2 separate regions of the Homo sapiens genome follow, and region 2 is linked to region 1. Evidence: chromatin loops called from intact Hi-C (ENCODE). Cell type or tissue: IMR-90. All regions are shown on one strand. Each heading gives the region's core, and the rest is flanking DNA. Links, peaks and the distances in the headings are about the cores only.

Region 1 (7,716 bases), core at 1,301-6,300:
AACCTGATTCAGGTCACTAGAGCAGAGGATATGTGGCTAGATAGCAAGGAGACTGAGGTAGGACACATGGAATGGGATTAAATGGTGTGGGGCCTTGAGGGCCACGTTGTGATACCTAATCTTTATTCTCAAGCCAGGTTAACTGTGAAGTTCAGTGCAAATCTGATTTACAGCTTTCAGAAAACCTTCACATTCATTTTCATTTGATGTATGAACAGCCTTTTGAATTGCACAGGGCAGGTACTGTTTTTTCAGTTTTAGAGATTTCAAGCAATGAAATCAAAGAGGTTAACTAATTCACTAAGATCCTACAGCTAGTAGGTAGCAGAGCTGGGATTTCCAACTCCTGTTCCAGTCCTGTGTCAGCAGCCCTGCCAGCTGCTGCAGGAATGCACAACCCGTCCCAGGATGGGATCTAGAATTAAAGCCCATTTCCATGCTCACTGTTCCACAAATATTAGTAGAGCCAGAAGCAGAGGCTCCTCCATGTCAGCAAGATTCCCCTGATTGATCTGAACTGTTTTGAGTTTAGAAACAGCTTACAGCTCTAATCTGATGTGATGATAAAATCTGGATTTCCTTTCATTTGTCAAAGTTTTACTTCATCTGCATCACCCTCATCATGAGATATAGCCTAGGGGCCCAAATCATCGCTTGTTCAATAATGCATATTAATGGGGAATTTTCTCAAATGAAAATGAGCGATATCTATGACATAATGAATGCCCAAGTTTTTCCCAAATCTTAAAGCTGCATATATAACTATGAACATGTGTTATTCACTTACATTTTTATTTAGTTTGTGTAGATTCAGTTAGTACAGTCTCACCGTGGTCATTTTATCTACAGATCTGTGAATTTGCTTTTTTATTTGAATACGTTGCACATATATGTTTTTAAATTGCTACCTTTCTTGAAGAACCCTAAGCACCATGTGCTATACAAATCGCAGCTAAATACATCTATATAGAGAGGGATGAGTAATGGATCTTCATGAACAATGGCTTATGTGATGCTGGAGTTTATAAGCCTTGTCCACAAGAATAAAAAAGATGTCAGTAAGTAACTAGGCTAAAAGTCTTGCAGTGTAAATACCAAAGTTCCTCAAAGACGTAGACAACAAAATTTCAAAATATAGCCTGGGTTAATCTAGTATATATTTCCTGTGAAAATATAACTCTTCATTAAGAAAGCAAAGCATTAATCTAGAAAGATTCCTGATACCTGGTGGTTTATATAACATTTTAGTGATACCCTTAAGAACAATATTTTAAAAATTATATTAAAATTATAAATACCTAATACACTCAGGTACTTAATAATTGCCAACCTTAATTTCATTTCTCTTTTCCTTCTCTGCTTTCCATAAAAGCTTAACATTTTCTTCTCATTTATGGTAGTTTGGATGTCAAAAGTCCCTAGGCTACCATAAAACTCCCTGGTGCTTAGAATTAGAGACCCTGTAATTAGGCTTAATATCACCTGTAAGAAAAAAAATAATAAATAAAATTTCTTATCTATGATGTCTCTGTTAATACCAGAGAATCACTAAAGTCACCTTTTAGCTATTTCTTTACTCTCCTCTTTCTTTGCAAGGAGGAGGAACTTTTATTTTCTCCACGATGGGCTTGGCAGAAGCTAGGAGAAATATCCACGATCTACTTTGGGCACCTTCCTATTCATCCACGACTGTTGTTCTCCAATCAAGTGTCCTTCTACCTCACCTCCTCCGTGCTTATTCCAATGCTTTAAGGCACATGTGGCCAGTCAATCAAATTTCCGCCCAGACTCTAATTGCATTGTGTGTCGAAGAAAGGCAACTGACATGAAATACCTTTAAAGCATAATATCTTCCTATTTATTATTAAACTGCTTTTATGGGCAGGGGTGGGGAGGAAAATGGAATCTGTTTGTCGGGTAGACTACTGCCTCAAGAATATGTTCATCATTTTATAGATCTAGGAATGTATTACTTCCAATTGGCTTCATGGTTAAAACTGTGAATGTGAAGTCAGGCCAACCTGCATTCAAATCCTCAAAGATCTATCACCTGCCTCAGTGTGACTTACTGCTTTGACCTGTAAAATGAGACTAATAACTGTCTGTACCTCAGAGGGTTGCTGTCAGGATTAGCCAAGATCATGTATATAAAGGGCTTATTGCAGTGTGCCTGGCAACTCATTACTGAGTAACATTACTCAGTAATGTTAGATGGTATTAACATTGTTGTGGTTGAAAGACAGTGCTTAATAAGTGGACAGAAAATGCCTTGGATTATGATTTCTTAGAATCTGTGCTAGGTGTAACAGAAAGAATTATGAGAGCAATTTAAGATTATTCAAGATTTTCCTCTAAACTTTAGCTTCAAAAATCCTAGAGGAAAACTCTGACCAGTATGTAGGAAAGTTCTATATTCCATCTCAAGAAAGATTCAAACAAGTAAAACTCCTGTTGTGGGCCATTGTATGTCTGTTCATTGTCATATTCCTCTGCTTGAAGAAACCTGTAGTTAGAAAACAGTTTTCCATTTATGCCATTCTTTCCTGAGGGTCTCAAGTTTTCTAGCATTTATATACAGAGTTAGTTTGTAAAAATACAATAAAGGTTTAAATATTTATTATGACAAATTGTTTTCATCCTGGTTAATAGGCAATGGTCCTGTCAGTTGGGTTTGAGTGTGGGATTCTTAAAACTCAGATGTGCTTACATGTGTGAGGAAAGCGAGTCTCCAACGGTGTTCAGGTCTAGATATGACCCCATTGCCTTTGTGTATGCAGAACTAGGCAGAGCGCCATGTTTCCTCTTCAAATAAGCACTTGCAACTTATCATAGAAAGCAGATAGCTTTGCCTGCCAACACTCCCATGGCAGTCTTAGGTTTCATTTTTAATTTGGTTCCCTGCATCTTCTCTACTTTAGAAAGAATGACTGGCTCCTATATATGGGGTCATTCTCAGTTTTGAGTGTGCTCCATTTTCTGTGGCGAGAGCACTGAGTCTTGAACATGCTAAATCTGTATGTGAATGTTTTATTATGCTCTCTCCTTTTTTTCTTACAGAGTTGTCTATCTTTGAATAGTTTCTCATTTACTGCTTAGTTTAAAAGTCATTTGCATTGAATTGCTTGAGATCACACATGAACTAGTTTAGCAAACAGTTTTTGCAATCTCATCTCTGCCAGAGATTTGGTTTTAATTGTTAAGGTAGCCAGACATATTTTCTGACTCAAGCATTTTAAAGAGAATTCTGCTAAGTTTTAAAATAGAACTGTACACCATCTCTTTATAACACAACAGAGTGTTTGCTATGCAATAACAAATGAGTAGAGTATAATACTTGTGAAGTGGTACAACTGAATTCTGTCCAAGAAAACTCCTCCATATGGTCCCTCCAGCTCGTAAGTTTGGCTGCAACCCTGAAGCATTCTCCTGGTTACTATGGCTGCTTATACACTTAAGTCCCATGGAGTTAAGAAAAAAATGCAGTAGAGTGAAAATTAGCTATATAGCGTGTTTTAATAGAGAGCACATGTGATTCATCCTGAATGTGTTAAGATTATATAGAAAATTTGTAAATTTTACTTGTGGTTTTGTGGGAGGATGTAAGGCTCATAGATTGCATGTTGACAAATGTAAAATGCTTGCAGTGAATCATAAAAGGCCTAAATGGTGCTTTTATTGTATTTCAGGGTTTTAAGCAAACATATCTGAAATCATAATGAAAGTCAAAGGGAAAAGATTATAGCTTAATGCATACTTTTTAACTTTACACATAGCTGGGGATGGCTTGTGATGCATAAAGTAAGATCAGTCTTTACTGAATTTACCAATTCTTCATCTGAAGACTCCTTAAATTAAGCCTGTTTGATTTCTCAACTGGATGCTGAAAGAGAATTAATGTTATTTCCCAAGCCAAATCAAGGTTTGATGCTCCGAAGCTTCCTTCATTCCTTTCCCCTTTCAGCATTTTCTTTCAGTTTGGGCCCTTTGCAGTGCCATTGAGAATGGAGCACGCTAAACTTTTCTCTCTTTAAACACACAAGATCTCTTCTTGCTTAAATGGTAATGAATAAATTACTTTCTGCAGCCTGACAGAAAGATGAATTGTTTAACACTTATTATGCAGGCATCTACTTAAAGCCCAGATTACAGTTCAATTCATATTTGATTCATAGAACTTGAAGTATTCATCCTCCCACCCCCATCTCCCCTTCAAGAAGGTCCTGGGACATCTTCCTGTTGTAACAAACAAGACATGACTCACGCCTCCTCATTCCTGTCTCCTGCCGGGGTCTCAGCAGTTAGGCAGCCAGGCAGCCAGAGACACGTGTGTGAGAAATAAGACTTAAGTTGGATGGATCAAATGCTTCTCAATTCCCTGGCCCACTGCTGTTCACACAACATAAACACAGTAATCATCTTCATATGCGAAATTAGGGAGTGGAAATGGGCTACCAGCCATCTAATGCAGAAATTTGCGGCATCAACAGTGAGCCTTATGTTGGGGAGAGGGAGTGGTGAGCAGGCAAATACTCTTCCTTGCAAAAAGCCCTGCTTTTTGAATGCATGGAATGATTGTGTTGTCCTCTCTGGGTACTGTGTAGAGGGCAGCTGGGGCTGGAGAACAGAAGAGAATTTTCTGTTTTAATTGGACAAGAGAGAAATCTTTTACAAAACAGAACCGTGGTGGTCTAGAAAATGCGGCTGTCTGCCTTCCGGAGAGTGTCTTGCCCAGCAGAGCCTCTTTGCATCCGTCAGCCCTGGCTTCAGAGCCAGGGCAGTGCCTGGCATTAGGGGATGATGGGCATGATTACCTAACACTGGCATCTTTCTCTTTTGGAAACTGCAACCAGGCTCCTAGAAGCAAGTCTAATAACTAGTGGGCAGATTTCAGGTGGTTTGGAGGAGCCCCGGCTTTAGGGATGTTTGGCAGCTGGGGAAGGAACAAGAGGGGCTCTCTTTTCACTGCAGGCCTCTGGAGCCCCAGGCACTATCTCTGCAGAGGTAGAGGCCTGCATCTAGCTAGAGTGGAGAAAGCATACTGTCTCAGTCTGCTCAGGCTGCTATGACAAAATACCATAGGTTGGTAGCCTAACAACAGACATTTATTTCTCACAGTTCTAGAAGCTGGGAACTCCAAGATCAAGGTGCTGGCAGATTTGGTTCCTGGTGAGGGCTCTCTTCCTGGCTTGCATATGGCCACCTTGTCACTGTGTCCTCACATGGGGAGGGGAGAGTGCCAGTTCTGATCACTTCCTCTTATTACAGGACGCAAATCCCATCATGGAGACTGTTTTAGTCTATTCTCATGCTGCTAATAAAAACATACCCAAGACTGGGTAATTTATAAAGGAAAGAGGTTTAATGGACTCACAGTTCCACATGGCTGGGGAAGCCTCACAATCATGGCAGAAGATGATGGAAGAGCAAAGGGGAGCAAAGGGATGTCTTACATGGCAGCAGGCAAGAGAGCTTGTGCAGGGGAGCTCCTGTTTATAAAACCATCAGATCTCTTGAGACTTATTCACTACCACGAGAACAATATGGGGGAAACCACCCTTATGATTCAATTATCTCCACCTGGCCCCACCCTTGACATGTGGGGATTATTACAATGCAAGATGACATTTGGGTGGGGACACAGCCAAGTCATATCAAAGTCCCTACTCTCATGACCACATCTCAATCTAATTACCTCCCAAGGGTCCCACCTCCAAATACCATCACATAGGGTATAGGGCTTCAGTCTTTGAATTTGAGGGACACAGCCCTTCAGTCCATAGCACACACACACCATCAGTAGTTCTTAGAGCCCTGTGTGGCTTCTCAGTTCTTTGCCTTTGCATGGGTTGTTTCCTGAGCTGAAAATACCATCATCTATCTTGCTCTCTTGGTAAACCTATGTTTTAAGATTCAGCTTTAGGAATCTTCAAAGCCCTTTCCAATCTTGGCTCCCCAGGTGAAGCATAAAGACCTCAGTGGATGTCTGCCTTGGCACCCACCACCCTCTTGGTGATGACATGCAAAGCTCAGGTGCCTCTGCTCCATCAGGCAAGTGATGTCAACTTCCTCTCAGTATCTCCAGAGCCTGGCCCTCCAGCAGCAGGCAGAGGTTAGCTGGATAAGTAAGTGAGGGCAGCAAGCATGGGATTAACAGCTGGAAAAAGTGGATTCACGTATTTGCAGCCAAACACCTGGCGTATAGAAGGCCATATCGCCTAGGCTTGTATAAGAACATTGTATGATGCTGACACAGTGATGAAAATGCCTAACAACAGATTTCTCCCGACGCAACCCCTTCATTAAGGGACACATGTCTACACTACTTACTGCTTGGTTCTCTGTCATATTCTAGTTATCAGTTTTCTGATTTGTGAAATTTAGGTAGTTGTAATTGTTACTTTGCAGGGCTATTGAAAGAATCCAGTTAAACTTCTGGGGAAGAAGAACTTTGCAAATGGTAACATTTGATTTAAATCTATCGGAAAGCTTTTGGGAAAATGCGCACATATACATAAATACTATGCATGTGTGCACTCCTCCTTTCTTCTACTTATGGGTCTTGAAGTCAAACAGAATTAATTTGGAAGTTGAACTGCAGTCTCTTCCTTAGCTATGTAATCTTTACTTATTAATTTTCTCATTTGTAAGATCAATAAAATAAATATAGGATTGTTGGTGAGGATGAAATAACAACATAGTGAAATTGCTTAGCACAGCACCTAGAACATAATGGATAGCTACAGATGCTCTTCCTTGAATCCCACACACATTCCACGGCCACCAGTGTGGACACAGTGCCCCTCTGACTGCCTCCCCACACTAACCTGACACACTCACGTCCATACCACTCATGTGGGCAAATGTGAACCACATGCATAGTTTGAGATTATCAATTACCTTTTCCCTAGCTGTCAGTCTTATCTCCCCACCTAGTGTGTAGGTTTCCAGAGCTGAGGCAAACCCCATTCTCACCCAGCACCAGGCTCTGCCCACAGTGAACACCCTCCTGTAAGTATTAGTTAGAGGAACACTCTTATTTGTAGTGCCTTGGCGTGGGATTTGGGAATTGCAGAGGGAATGAGTCCTACTTTTATGTGTTTGTTTTTGTTTTCACTTTAACTTTTATTTTAAGTTCAGGGGAGCATGCGCAGTACGTGCAGGTTTATTACATAGGTAAATGTGTGCCATGGTGGTTTGCTGCACGGATCATCCCATCACCCAGTATTAAGCCCAGCATCCATTAGCTATTCTTCCTGATGCTCTCCCTCCCCCCATCCCCTGCTCCAGCAGGCCTCGGTGAGTCTTAAGTTTTAGGCAACAGTGGTGGCTTCCCTGCAGTTCTTCCTTACCTTGCTCCATTGGAACAGCTCCTCCAAACCAAGCTCCACCCGCTCCTCTGCAAACCTGAACACGGAGGTGTAGGAGGAGCCTTCCCCAGCTGTGTCCTCTCATTTCCCATAGAGGGTTTCTCACTCATATACAGACATGAAACCTCCCTTTGTAACAGAAATACTCTGTGTGAGAGCTCAGGGAATCCTGGACGGTCAGTTTTGCTTTTATAAAAGACCTAAATCAGATTAACTTGGTAAAAACTTAAAGGTCCCTTTCCTTGTGCCCCAGAAATAGGTGCAACACTGGCCTCCCTCACACATCTCCACCCAAAAGGTCTCCCAGGACTTGGTTTGGGGTTTCTACCACCAGCGAGAGCAGGACTGG
Region 2 (7,716 bases), core at 1,360-6,359, 100 kb after region 1:
ACCCTGGAAAGGTCTGTTTCCCAGCTGCCCAGCTGCATCAGGAAACCCTCAAACTCACTGCCCTTAGATTAAAATCTGCAGCCACCCTCCCCAAGTGAAGAAAAATTTGCATTCATGCTGGGTACCCACACAGCTGCCGCGCTTACTTAAGGCAGTCAGTTCTGACCAAAGATCCCAGCTTTAAAACCAGTAGCAATCCTAATAGGAAATGTGCCAAGGTAATTTAACTCAAAAAGATATTGATTTGTGGCCATCAGGAGGTATGGTTTCAATCCTGATTCCACCGCTAATTTGCAGCATGGTTATGGACAACCACAGTATTGCCCAGCCGTAGCTTCTTACCTTCTAAAGTGGAAGCTCTGGTTGCCCTCTGCTCCCCTCTTCTGTCCTGGCAATGCCAGCAACCTATCCTCAGATGCCATCCAGGACTAGGGCAGCAGGAAGTAATTCTCCCCACCCCAGACTCCTGCTCCCTGGACAAAGAGGAACCTCCCTACTGGCCCACTGATACCTTCACCACTAATGCACAGAACCCTGGCTGTTCCTGTCAGTAGACAGGCCAAGCGAGAGATGGTCTCAGGGCAGGGCACCTGTGGAAAGATGCCACCAGGTATTTGCTTCTGAAAAGGGACCTGATTGCTTTTCCCAGGCTGCTCTGGGTTGAACTTCAGTCAGCCCAGTGCAATGTGGCAAGTCTTGACAGCTGAGGAAATCAGAGCCTGTGGCATTCAGCCTCCATGGTCAAAAGTTCTCTTCGAATCTTGCCTGCATGATAAATGAGATCAGAAATAAAAAAGGTGATCATTTATTGAAACTGATGCCCTCAAGTGGCAGTGTCACAATGATTTCAGGCCCAGCTTTTTCTCACTTTCAAAGTCATTCATAGAGTCAGCTTCTCTCTTTTCCCCCATGGTCTGAATAACACACTAATAAATATACAATAAGGCCTTTAATGTCTAGGTGATTTACACTAAAAAGAGAGAGCCATTCAAAGGCTCTAAAGGTAATTTTTAAAAGCCTTAAAACTCACACCCAGGCTTGTCAGGGGGATATTTCTCAGACACCTTGTTACAGGAGCAATCACGTAGCTCGAAGTTCTCTGAGCACACAGTGGGCAGGAGACTTGAGCTCTAAGTATTCTTGGAGGAAATTCTTCACACACAATATGAGCTTGGACAAGTCTCAGAATCTCTACAAGCCTCATCTTTGTCAAATGGTAGTAATTGTGCCACTCACGGGGTTGTCGTGGGTTTAAATTAGATCAACAAGCAGAGCAGGTGCTGATAGTGCCTAACCCCCTGCCTCCCAGGCTGTCTGTCTAAGGGACACTCTCCTCTCAGGCTGCTCAGGGTCATGGGAGAGTGGGCAGGAAGAGAGCCAGGGTTACAGATTTCACTTAAACCCCTCCTTCTCAGAGTAACCACTTGTGTTCTCCAAGATAGATCCCAAAGTACCAGTCCCATTGAGTATACCTGGATTTACCATATTCCTCCCCACTTTAAGTAGTAATATTGAAGCAACTACTAAAATGCTAGTCCTCTTAAGAGGAACTGGACCTTCAGCGATTAACATAGTAGGTCTCAAGCTTTAGTAATACAAGTGAGAACTACACATTTTACAAACTTCATACAATTGAGTCTCATCTTTTTTTTTTTTTTTTTTTTTTTTGAGATGGAGTCTTGCTCTTGTCACCCAGGCTGGAGTGTAGTGGCGTGATCTCAGCTCACTGCCAGCCTCCGTCTCCTGGGTTCAAGTGATTTTCCTGCCTCAGCCTCCTGAGTAGCTGGGATTACAGGCCCCCACCACCACACCTGGCTAATTTTTGTATTTTTAGTAGAGACAGGGTTTTACCATCTTGGCCAGGCTGGTCTCAAACTCCTGACCTTGTGATCCACCCACCTCAGCCTCCCAAAGTGCTGGGATTACAGGCATGAGCCACCGCACCCGGCCCGAGTCTCATCTTGAGCTATTCTGATTTTACTCGTCTTGGAGTGGGCCATGAGCATATGTATGTTTAGAAAGCTCTGCAGGGATTCTGGGTGTGCACCAAAAGTTAAGAATCATGGCTCTAACATCTCAGCTTGAATTGGTTGATCACATAAGCGGGTAGCTTTATATAACCATTTACTAAGCACTAGGAAGAAAAGTAAAAAAGAAAGCTTAAAGACTTGGGAGGGACTTGTGTTTAAGGTGGAGAGCCATTTTTCTCCCACTTATGGGTGGACAGGCTAGTGACAAGGTTTCCAACCCTGGCCTAATCCTGCCTACATAGTCCCTGAGCTGAGGTAGCTGGAGGGTATCCAAGGTCATGAATGTCACTGGTCTCCACAGGTGGATATACTCCTGACACATCTGTTATTCTGTCTCTAGAAGGACTATGGCTTCCAAAGCCACAGGGGAATGAGAAGAATACAGATGGACTAGAGAAGCCAAACCTCTTAAAGCCAGAAGGAAGCTCCATCCCATTCTTCCATTTAACTAACCATCCATCCATCCATTCATCCACCAACCATCTATCCATTATCCATCCATACATCCCATCTACCCACCTATCCATCCATCCATCTACCCATCCATCCATCCGTTCATCCATCCATCCATCCATCCACTCATCCATCTACCATCCATCCATTCATCCATCCATCCATCCATCCATCAATCCATTCATCCATTAATCCATCTATCATCCATTGATCCATCCATCCACCCATCCATCCATTCTCTTTGTACTTCACATATTGACTCTCATCTAGGTCCCAGGTTAACAACAGAGCCACAGCCCTCCTTTTTGTTCTCATGAAACAGATACTATGTTGTTAATATTCATGGTAAATATCTGTACAGTGCATGTTCAGTTTGCCAAGTGAGTCAACCTCTATCAACTCATTTCACCTTTACTATGATCTGTACCATTCATATTATTCACCTCCTTTATAGAAGAGTAAACCGAATCTCAGAGAGCTTCCATAATTTGCTTATAGTCATGGGTAACACAGGGAAACAGATCTTCTGGGTCCATTTCTTTTCTTGTGTTGTTTTCCCAAGAAAGCCTTGCAGTTGAACCTTGGCGTCACGCCTGGCTCCGAGGAAACTAAGAGCTGTTCTTATCCAGTCAGGAAAAGCTCTTCTCAGGAGGACTCCTCTGAAATTTGGTCATCTAATTCTGGCCCACAAGTCTTGAAGATGGAGACTTTGGGTTGCACACCTTTTTATGCTAGCAATGTCTGGCACACTGCCTAGCACATAGTAGGGGTTCTATATTAGGTGGATGGATAACATATCAATTGAAGCTAGTTCTAGGATGCACCTCTTCTAAAGCCTAAGCTCTGGGTCTAAAAATTAAAGCCCCGTTCAAGATCACAGAAGAGTCTCCAATCGATGAAAAGATGAAAAGTATTTTCTCCCTGCCCTCCACCCACACCCAGGAATAAATGTGCAACCCTCCCTGGGGCTCAGGAAGCAGCTGTCAAAATGCACCTCAACTGTGAAGGTTGTCATGAAGTACAAAGGACAATTCCTTTCCTGGCAGGTACAACTTTTACTCACGATTGCTTTCATTGATGGGCATAAAAAAAAAAAAAAAAAAAAAAAAAAAAAAAAACCTTCAGCTTCTGCCAGTTCTGACCTTCGAGATTTGACAGCTGAAGGCTTGTAGTGAGGCTCTTTTGAGCTGCTGCTTTTGCTTTCTCACTCTGCCCTGGATGTTTGATGGATTGAACACCAGGACGATGAGAGAACTGTGAATACCTGTAACCCCGTGCTTGTCAGAATGGCATCTTGGCCAATCCCATAATGATAAATATATATTGTATACAAAGAGAAGTCAAAATGCATAGAAACAGACACTTCTCATCTCAGAAGTGTTTACTGAGCCTCACTGTTTCCCAGTGGGGAGGGAGATGGTAAAAATAGGTGCAAGAATTTTAGTGATAGAACACTGGTGTCAAGAAATTCACTCATAGTTCATGTATGCATTCTGTCAACAAATGTCTATGAGTCATGCTCAGTCCCAGGCACTGGTTGGACTCTGGAAGCTCATTCAGCCTTCCAGGGGCTCAGAACAAGGTTTGGAGTTGGACGACAGACACAGTTATGAGGCCATAAGGAAAGGGGTGTAATGGGTGCTGTGCATTGGGTGCTATGGGAATGCTTGTGGCTGTCAGGCAAGCTAGCCCTGAGAAGGACACTTGAGCTGGCTCTGCAGGGGCAAGGGGTGTCAGGTGGATGATGAGAGGAAGACATTCCACACAGAGAGTGCACGTGTGCAAAGGACCGCCTGAGGACACAGATGATGAGCTGTGGCCACGTGATTCTCTTGGTTTCTTCCTCCCCCTCCTGCCCGGGGTTCCTTATCCTGGCTCTCTGAGTGCTCACTTTCATGTGTTTGTGGCCACTGGCTTATGTAGCAAGAAAGCCCATCCCTCTCCACAAAAGCAGTCCTCAGACAGCAAAGCCTCATCCCTAAGCCCCACAATCACCACTACCTCTTCTTGTAGCAAATGTCCTGCTGCAAATGCCCAGAAGACCTCCCTCTGAGTGCAGGCTCTCCCCTCGCTTTCACTTTCTCTCTGGTAGTATCTTCTTCCCTAACGAAAACTCCAAGTACCTATATGGACAATCTGTGCATACAACTATTTTTTACACCAGCACAAGTGGGTTTCAGTGGATGAGCCAGGACTCCAGGAATGGCCTGTTGTCCCTTCAGTCCCCACTTTGCAAGAAGAGTAGCCATGGAGATGGGGTGGGGGTTCTTTGTGGACTGCCCTTAACCCCTTTTCCACTACAAAAACCCCTACACATGCAATGTCCCCTCCTCTGAGAAGCCCTTTTAGGGTTTCTCAAATAGCATTGACCATGTAGCCTTGTGACCATTCAGTTACCAGCTTGTCTCTCCCTACAGTCAACAGGGACCCAGGGTCCTCTCCCTGTTGACTCATAAGTGCCAACACATGAAAGACAGGGAGAGAATGAGGCTGCTGGCTGGGGACGGGACAGGACCTGGCATCCCAGATAGGAATTCACGTCCCTTCCTTCATTCCCCGTAATTTGTATGATAATGAGGAAGAGAAAGAGGAAGAATCACTTGATGCTTACTCTCTGGTCTCAGCATTGTTCTAAGTGCTTTGCATGTGTCAGCTCATCTAATATTATGTGTACCACCACTTGGTGAGGGAGGCCCTAGCACTACTACTTTTACAGTGGGGAAGCTGAGGCTCAGTGAGGTTAAGTAACCTGCCTAGAGTTGCACAGCTTGTAAGGAGTAGACTGGATCTGAGCCCAGCTAATCCAGCTCCACTGTCCCTGCTCCCAATCACCACTCTATGGATGGTAACTACCCTATTGCCAGCTGATAATTAAGGATGCAGTCTTATTTATTTATCATTATTAACCATTATTTATTGTTTATAAATCCCAGCTGCATTTTTCTATGGTGTGCATACAGTCCTTCCTGTCCGCAATAAATGGCAAAGTTATAAGGCTTTGATGCACAGAAGAGGCCTGTTTTAGAGAGCAGGCAGTCCTGAGACTTATGTCTGGCACTGCCGAAGGTCATAGAGAGCCTATCCAGAAAGGCTGGCCTCCGCTCTCCTGTCTTCTGAAGCTCCATTCCAACCCAGTTGCCTTCACCTTCAAAAACCAAGTCTGCATTGAGGAGATGGAATCGGGTGATGGAATTGCCAGCTCTTTGAGCCATAAGGAAACTGTCCAGGCAACTGGAGCTGATGGCCCAAGAGTGAGGAAACACCATGACCCACTTAGTAGCCCAGTTCCCCTCTGCATTCATGCCCAGCCTCAAAGCAAACCTCCTTCTTTCTCATTACTTGGCCTGTTTCTAAGTTTGCCTTTTCCTCTTTGTTTTATTTAGGGAACGACACACATATGCCTGGCTAAACTCCTTGCTTTTACAGAAATGCATTCTCTTATGGTTCAGAGCCTTAGTGAAGAGCCATAGCAGCCTTGGGATTTTGAATTTAAAGGGCTTCACAAAGTCTACACAAAGATTTGGTGCAATGTCTATTCCTGGGAGAATCTTACATCAGTAAGCTCAGTGAATGAGTGTTCCCACTCCTTTCCAATGACTGATTGTGTTCCCCCTGCCAGTGGGGAAGTCTTGTGGTGGTGAGAAAAGGGAGGGTCCCTAGGGGAGGCCACTGAGAGCAGGCTGAGCCCAGGGCATGAGACCTACCATTGCCAGAAGCTGAAGATGTTTCTTCAGATCACTCACCTGAGGGCACCAGGTTACCTGAGGATCCAGGACCTTGCTCCACCCTATAGGGCAACTTAGCTCAAATGATGCACACATAATGGGAGTCTAAGGAAAGACCTGTGGGCCATGCTGCTTTTTTCTTAGCCCCACTGTGTGATCCAGGCTTTCAATTCACCAAAAGGAGTGTGAAGGAGAACCCACAGTCAAATTGGTATTTTGCATTGTGCTGTTCATTCTGTGGGACGTTCCTTGCAGTCCTAGAATGATCATCTCAGTGACTTCTCCTGGCCATCAGGAAGCCCCATGTTGGAATAAATGAAGACCCGGATGAGAGAACTGACAAGTGAATATCACGGGCTGTTAATCTTCAGCCTCAAATCCTTTAGGGGATCCCTGTGAAACCCAGGATCAAGTCTGAGCTGTTTATTAGTATGGCACTCAAAGCCACTGATCAAGCCTCACCCCTCCTGAGCCTGGCTCACCCCATTTCTCTGGACCCATGATTCGTTTGTATCAAACTACCCACAGTTGCCCCCAAGTGAAGCAAGCCAGTTCAAGCCATTTTGCCTTCCCTCACCTTCCCGACCATCAAGAACAATAGGTCTTCTCCTCCAAGAAGGAATCTCTTAGCTCCTTTTCCACAAAGCCTTTCTTGAGACCCCAGACCTTCTGTGAGCAGAGCTGATTGCACCACCATTTGCTGCCTGTTCCACATCTCTATGAGTGTTCTCACAGCCCTGGGCCACATTTGTTCTTTCACATGTCTTCCTCACCAACCAGGTACCCCAAGAATAGGGATGGGCATTATTTATCACTGTATCTGCAATGCCTAGCACAGTACTTGTCTCACAGTCAATAAATGCTTATGAAATGAACAAATTCCCAAATTAATTGGACCAGAAACTCTTTGAAAACTTGCGACATGGTTTTAAGAATGCATCTATAATGCTCTTGACCAAAATTCCATCTCTGTTCTTCATAACGACTCACTTCCTTCTACTCAACCTCCAATCGAAGGACTGTCTTCAGCCTGGGTTATCTCCATTTGTGGCCTTAACCATCCTACACTGCCGAGCAAATGCTGGCCTATGTTAGTCTTGGAAATGAGGTGGTTCCCATGCTTGGTGATTGCCCTGTCCGTGTGTGCCTTTTAGTTCCTCTAATTTCCTGAGCTATTTCCTGCATATTTCCTGTTCTTCCAGTCAGGACTTCTACTTAGTAATTTTCCCCCAATTCCTCCTTCTCCTTAGTTTACTAGTCTTTACATCACCACTTAACCACACTGACTTCTGTTGAGTGTTTTATCTTTTCAGATAATCTAAGATGAATTCCAATTACATTCTGTCCAACTGTTTCCTAAATATTCCCTCCATGATTTTGTTTCTCTGTCTTAGGACTAAAATTTCTCTGTGACTGCATGAAATTCTAATCGGCAGTCTGCTGGATGTTCACCTGCAGGCCTCAGAGTGATTTCCCTATCTGGAGTCTTCCAGCCTTTCTCGCAGTGG

What was found. Peaks named below come from ENCODE experiments on the same cell type or tissue, not always from the same donor. Only the 100,000 strongest peaks of a DNase experiment are listed, where the experiment ranks them.
Region 2: it touches region 1 in a loop (2.4-fold over the local background); 1 of 110 quality-filtered maps calls a loop at or near these places.

What each region holds. Positions count from the first base shown.
Region 1 is chr2:29,624,159-29,631,874 of GRCh38, reverse strand. All of the region lies in intron 3 of ALK (ALK receptor tyrosine kinase), which reads left to right. Among named protein-coding and RNA genes, the nearest start is that of ALK, 290 kb to the left of the region's middle. In IMR-90, for the core only: no CTCF peak of the experiment used is centred there; a DNase peak (open chromatin) is centred at 4,274.
Region 2 is chr2:29,519,744-29,527,459 of GRCh38, reverse strand. The region is part of intron 4 of ALK (ALK receptor tyrosine kinase); the gene reads left to right. Among named protein-coding and RNA genes, the nearest start is that of ALK, 400 kb to the left of the region's middle. RefSeq lists a silencer at 4,883-5,177. In IMR-90, for the core only: no CTCF peak of the experiment used is centred there; a DNase peak (open chromatin) is centred at 3,999; H3K27ac peaks cover 1,087 bases.